Linked DNA regions of Homo sapiens: region 2 is linked to region 1. The links are chromatin contacts, found by Hi-C or POLR2A ChIA-PET in ENCODE. All regions are on one chromosome and are shown on one strand. The core of a region is the stretch at or near the end of the contact, and the rest is flanking DNA. Distances in the headings are between cores, read along the strand shown.

Evidence for each region. A loop is a pair of places that touch in the nucleus more often than their neighbours do. ChIA-PET counts read pairs that join two places held with the same protein, here RNA polymerase II (POLR2A). Pooled maps may share reads with other maps.
Region 2: a loop to region 1 is called in a pooled map, with 5 times the contacts of the local background. The contact joins the enhancer-like site here to the promoter of NUF2 in region 1. A Hi-C loop is called at or near these places in 2 of 168 maps with a recorded cell type or tissue (natural killer cell and prostate gland), 1 of 37 single-sample maps with no recorded cell type and 6 of 50 pooled maps. POLR2A ChIA-PET finds 5 or more read pairs at or near these places in 1 of 52 experiments (CD8-positive, alpha-beta T cell).

Annotation. Positions count from the first base shown.
Region 1 is chr1:163,320,578-163,323,681 of GRCh38, reverse strand. It overlaps NUF2 (NUF2 component of NDC80 kinetochore complex), which reads right to left and starts at 1,728. Exons shown (of 14, transcript NM_145697.3): 1 at 1,470-1,728. LOC127814295 (a long non-coding RNA gene) reads left to right here and starts at 1,947. Exons shown (of 5, transcript NR_182654.1): 1 at 1,947-2,060. It also overlaps a transcript of RGS5 not described here. RefSeq lists enhancers at 1,509-1,738, 1,779-1,988.
Region 2 is chr1:162,348,441-162,351,570 of GRCh38, reverse strand. All of the region lies in intron 6 of NOS1AP (nitric oxide synthase 1 adaptor protein), which reads right to left. Among named protein-coding and RNA genes, the nearest start is that of MIR556, 7.5 kb to the right of the region's middle. Within about 2 kb of position 1,655, at least 9 of the 41 ENCODE cell types and tissues checked have a DNase peak (open chromatin) inside an H3K27ac peak, as active enhancers do.

The DNA of each region.
Region 1 (3,104 bases), core at 479-2,978:
TGTGGCACAATCACAGCTCACTGCAGCCTCGACCTCCCAGGCTCAAGCTATCCTCCTGCCTCAGCCTCTCAAGTAGCCAGGACGACAGCAGGCACACACTACCACGCCCTGTTAATTTGTGTGTGTGTGGAGATAGGGTCTCACTATGTTGCCCAGTCTGGTCTTGAACTTCTGGGCTCAAGTGATCCTCCCACCTCAACCTCCCAAAGTGCTGGGATACAAGCATAAGCCACCTTGCCAGGCCACAGAGCTGGGATCTTTTGGAATCCAGATTCTGATGCATCACATATTAGATGTTCCCTTCAGCATAAATATGCATTCTACATTTTCATCTAAGTCACAGCCTTAAAAACTGTTCATAAAAGGACTGGACCAAAGAAAGACTTCAGAAAAAGTCACTTTTCCAAAAAAGCTGCATCTGAATTAGAGAGTATTGCAATAGAAAGCGTAGGTGTAAAGTATCTTCATAATTATTATCACTTGTTCCTCTCTTCTCTAATGTTTGGCACTCTGCTATCAGATTAATCCTTATAAAAACACTTAACGCATCATATAATATTTGTATGAAAATACTTCAATTACTCACCTTACCCACCACATCAAATTCAAATTTTTCTGCTAGGCTTCTAAACCCTTTAATAATTGAATGAAATTTCTGCTCCAAGTTAGTCTCCTAACTTTCCCAAACTTCCAGTATTTCCTTTTGGAACCTCCTCCAATATCCAAATTCTATCATTCTTTCGAAGTACAATTTCAGTTACAATTTATTCATTAACGAGAGATGAAGACACTTTCCAACTACATAGTTTGAGCTCCTAGGTGGGATAAAGTATATAAATGACTTAATATATATGCAGTAATACTCTGTCTAACGAGTAGCAAAGATTAACCTATAATTACTCATCTGGTTTCTCATTTATTTGCAGCACCACGATGCTGAGCAGAGTGAGTAGGTACTAAAAGTACTCTGTTAAATTTTACACACTTCGTTTTGTTAAAATAAACTATTTGTGGACATCACAGTTCCACGAGGCAGAGATTAAACAAAAATAAACAGAAATGGCTCCCAACTTCAATGAATTAAGTAAAACGTTCCTTGAACTTTTAAAAGGAACAATGATGGCGTTATGCATGCGTAGTGCTATATATGCGCTGCTCTTTTCCTTTGAATTTTGGATTAGGTGTGATATTTTTACCTTTTCATTCATGGTTTTGGATTTGGTTAAGAAACGTTTGGCAACGGAGATGTGTAAAAAGCTGACAAGCATCTGCAGCCAAATAAACCACATTACCACCGCCTTTCCAAAAATCACACATAAATGTATGCCTAACTTGAACAATTTCAGCTCAAGCTCGTCTTCTTCGGTCTATGCTGCACCAGAAAACACCCGTTAGTTTAGTAGGAACTGAGCTCTGGTTGTTTCTGGGACTAACATCAAATAAAAAGTAACGACGGGCCCGCCCCTCACCTCCCAGGCTCTGGTTTCTTCCGCCTCCTCCCACCGCTGAGCACGACGAAAACACCGCCAGGCCCAGCGTCCCGGCACCTGCCCGCGCCTTGGGATGGAGAAGGCGTCTGTCTGCAGGCTTCCTTCCTCCGTCCTCTCGCGCTCACCTACAGTGCCGGCCGCCGACAGGAAGACGGCGAGTTCGGGGAGCAGCTACAAGCAAAGTCAAAAATCAGCAAACGTCAACCGTCATCACTTTTCAAACTTGCCGCCTCCTACTGGAAGTCCCGCCCCATTCCGCCAAGCCCACGTCCAACCGCGACGGATGCCGGTTGGGCTCAAGAGACGCCAGGCAGGTGGGACTGGAGTTGTCATGGAAGGGGCAGGGCGCAGGGCGGAACCATTGCTCGCGGAGCTGGCGTCGAGTCGGAACCTCGGACTGCAGGAAGTGGGAGCACCGCGGTTTCGGGGAAGAGACCGGGGTTGAGCGTCTAGCCCATCTCTGCGTGACTTCCGCCAGCGTTTAGAGCGTTTTCGGGGTCCGAGTTGAAGAGCAAAACCAAGTGAAGGAAACTTCACTAAGTTCAGGGTGACAAGGGAGGAAGTACAGAGGTAATTTATAGAATTCCAGAGTAATAATAACTTGTTGAACATTGATTATGTGCCGGGTTTTGTTAGATGCTTATAAGCATCATCTCATTTAGACTTCATTAAAGGGGAGAAAAGGGATAGTGGAGAGATACTATCATCCCCTCAGGTGAGGGCTCTGAATCAGAGAATGCAGTTCTCTGCGCACAGTAGTTCACAAGTAGCATAGCTGGGATATGAACACACATCCTCTGACTCTGTGCTCATAAGCACGACTTCAAGAGGTGGAAGGAACATAACAGTTCATCTGGTCAAATCCTCTCGCTTTCACCGATATGAAAACTGGACTCAGAGAGAAGTGATTTGTTAGAAGTTATACAGTAAGTGGGACTGTAAAGTAGAAACCAGGTCTCCTGATTTTAGCTTCTCCCTCTTCGATCAGTGCTTTTCACCTCTGAACTGTTCCCCAAATTTGCACATTCCTGAGTGAGTTGCATTCTTCAGATAAGGGGCCCTGAAATCTGTATTTTTTTACATGGTATTTTGTTTGTTTGTTTTGGCAAGAGTGGAAACACTGCATTTAACACAAGTTAGGAAGCCATGGCAGGCCTGGTTGTCAGGGGAGAAAGCCATTAAGTTTTATTGAGGTTTGGGACAGGAGAAGACGTAATAGGACTTGTATCTGGTCACAGAGTAGAGCATCATCTGGTGACAGTCGTGTGTTGGATGGGGAACCTGAACTGAATTATGTGAAAAAAGTGCTAGAAAGGTTGTATTGAATGTAGACACAAATTCCGCTGCTTTGTCCTGTCCTGAAGAACTAAACCTATTGATAGTGAAGTCTATACCAATTCTAAATAAAAATACATTTCATATCATTAGTTCAGGGCTTTTGTCTTTCCTTTCAATGTCTATTTACTGATGTAAGTCTCAAAGTCGGAATCTAGTAAGACCCAAAAGGACATTAAGAAAATAGATTTTAAAAAAATATTAGAGTCAGTGAGGAAAGCAGAAAAAAGAGACCTGTCTCATTGACACTTGCCAAATCAAATTGATTACTGATACATG
Region 2 (3,130 bases), core at 406-2,905, 970 kb after region 1:
GAGGCGAGATGGAGGTGGAATGCAGAGGCAGGTGACAGGAGAAGGTCACTGTCCACTGAGACAGAAGGGGGGGACAAGCAGGGCTGCTGAATGGTGAAGTAGCCCTGGCTGAGCTTGGGGATCACAAATGTGTAATCGGTCTGTGGGTGGCAGTTTTCTCCAGTGCTGTTCAGTGTCATAGGGCAAAAATGAAAAAATACTCCTGAGTTAATGTAGAATTGGGGTTTAGCCAGATTGGTACAGTCAAATGAGCAAGGAGTTACAAGCTCAGTCTCAAAGTGCTTGAAATGGCCACTTTTTGCCTTGAAACTGCAACAATAACAGCTTAAACTTAAACAGCACTTAGTATGCTTCAGGCACTGCACTAGTTTTATGTGTATGGGCTGAGTATCTCTATCTGAAATGCTTAGGACTACAGGTGTTTCAGATGTTAGAGTTGCCTATTTGCATATATATGAGATATCTTAGAGATGGGACCCATGTGTAAACATGAAATCCATTTATGTTTCATGTGTACCTTATATAGCCAAAGGTAATTTTACATAATTTTGTGCATGAAACAACATTTGTGTACATGAAACCATCAGAAAGCAAAGGTATCAAGAGTGGAATTTTCCACTTGCGGTGTCATGTCGGTGCTCAAAAAGTTACCGATCTTGGAGCATTTCAGATTTTGGATTTTCAGATTAAGGATGCTCAACCTGTATTAACTGATTTATCATCATAACTAAGAGGTAGTTACCAGGAATTGCGGGGAAGGGAGAGATGTAGGTCAAAGGATACAAAGTTGCAGGTATGTAGGATGAATAAGGCCAGAACTCTAATGTACGACACGAGGATTCTAGTTAATAATATCATATTCACAATCTTTGCTAAGAGAGTAGATGTTAGGTGCTTTTCTCACATTAAATAAAAAAAGTTTTATTTTCAAAAAAGGTCTATTTTGCCAAAAGGCTCCAAGCCCTTTCCCATGTTGGACTGTCTGCAGCTGGGGGAGGAGGGTCACCTCCAGGGGAACAGGGTCTCACCCAGGAAACCCTCTCCAGAAGGAGTCAGAGAAGCAGTATAGGGCACAACAGGGCAAGTGCCACAGGGGCAGTGGCTCCACCTGGCTTGGAGTCCCAGGGATGGCCAAGGGCAGCTGCTGCCAAATGATACAAAAGACAAAACTCCCCCAGGGAGGGAACAGTAGTAAGAACAGGGAAGAAAGAAAGACAGGCACAAAGAGGGAGAGAGGGAAGAGGCACACAATGAAAGTGAGCAACATCATTGAAAGCACTGCTGAAAACGATGAAAAGACATGACAAGACAGCACTTTCCAGCTCCTCAGAGTAAACATGTTTTTTCTGCACAACGGAGGGCCTGCTGACGTGTCAGGTGGGGCAGCTCCACTGGAAAGATAAACATTGCACTAAATGAAAAGCTCCCAAACATGAAGGTGAGATTCTCGTAAAAAAAACAACAGCCAACAGTTCAACTCTGGGCGCTCAAGGTGTGCCATTAGGCAACAATCTTAGTAGAGTCAAAAATGCTCTGGGAGAAGCATTTACAGTAAGAAGAAACACATTCCTAGCAGTTTATAGACAGTGAAAACGTGTGTGGGGCTGTAAAAAGGAAGTGACTAATGGGCTAGGCAGTAAACAGCCTTCCTTGATAAGAAAACATTTCCAATCCCAGAACCAAATGCTAATTCCAAATGCTCAGACTCAAAGTATGGTTTAGCTTCATGGCCTCGGCACTACACAATAACCAGAGGGCGTCCAGTTAATCATTTCACTTGGACCCGTCATAAAATCAGTACTGGAGAGGCCTTGTCTAGCTCCCTCACTGTACAGATGAGGTCATGTATTCTGGAGTCTGCATTGGAAAACTTAATAAACAGTGGGTACTTATAACATTAGAAAACTCGATAAACAGTGGGTACTTACGGAGAGCATATTATATGCTAGGCATTATGCTGCTTTACATACATTCTCTCACAATACCAGAGAGATGAGAAAACGAAGCTCCAGAGAGAGCATGAAATTTGCCAAGGATTAGCCAGCTGAAAGGTGGTAGAGTCAGGATTCAAGTCCCAGTGGTTCCAGTGCTGGAACCCAAACCCTCAGTGGCTCCTCTAGCCCATGGCTCCAACTCTCTCTCCATCATGCCATTCTGTCTCTTCATTTCTGTGGTTGTTAATTTTATGTGTCAACTGGGCTAGGCCACTACCATACCAAGGTATTTGGTCAAACATTATTCTAGATGTTGCTGTGAAGGTATTTTTTTAAGTGAGATTAACATTTAAATCAGTAGACTCTGAGCCAAGCCGATTACTCCCCCATAAGGTGGGAAGACCTCATCCAATCAGTTGAAGGTCTTTTTTTTTTTTTCCCCTTTTTTGGAGTTGGAGTTTCGCTCTTGTTGCCCAGGCTGGAGTGTAATGGTGCGATCTCGGCTCACCACAACCTCCACCTCCCGGGTTCAAGCAATTCTCCTACCTCAGCCTCCCCAGTAGCTGGGATTACAGGCATGCGCCACCACACCCAGCTAATTTTTTGTATTTTTAGTAGAGATGGGGTTTCTTCATGTTGGTCAGGCTGGTCTTGAACTCCCGACCTCAGGTGATCTGCCCGCCTTGGCCTCCCAAAGTGCTGGGATTACAGGCATGAGCCACTGCGCCCGGCAAAGTTGAAGGTCTTAATAGAGCAAAGGCCGACCTACCTGGAGGAAGAGAGAATTCTGCCATATAGGCCCATGAGCCATCTCTGTCTTTCTCTTTCTTTATATGTCCCTAACACAATTTCCATCACCCCACAGGTCCTCTCCTCACCTACACGAGCAGGGGAGAGCCCTTGCTGCCTCCCTTTATATTATTTAACATATCCAGCCCATGCTTGATCTCCTTGCAGAGACTCAGTGCTCTGTTGGACATCTTAAACCTTGAAGAAACTATCCTGGGCCTGATGGGCTTTTTTAGAATGGACCCAGGCGTTTCTTCACATAGAATATCAATTCCATTTTTCTTAGGAAGAGTGGTATACGGAAGCCAAGCAGCTGAGGTCTCACGTATAGTAATGTGATTTGGGAAAACTATCTCCAAAAAGGTAATATAAATGAGAGAGAAACATAGCTGGTATGCCTGTTATTT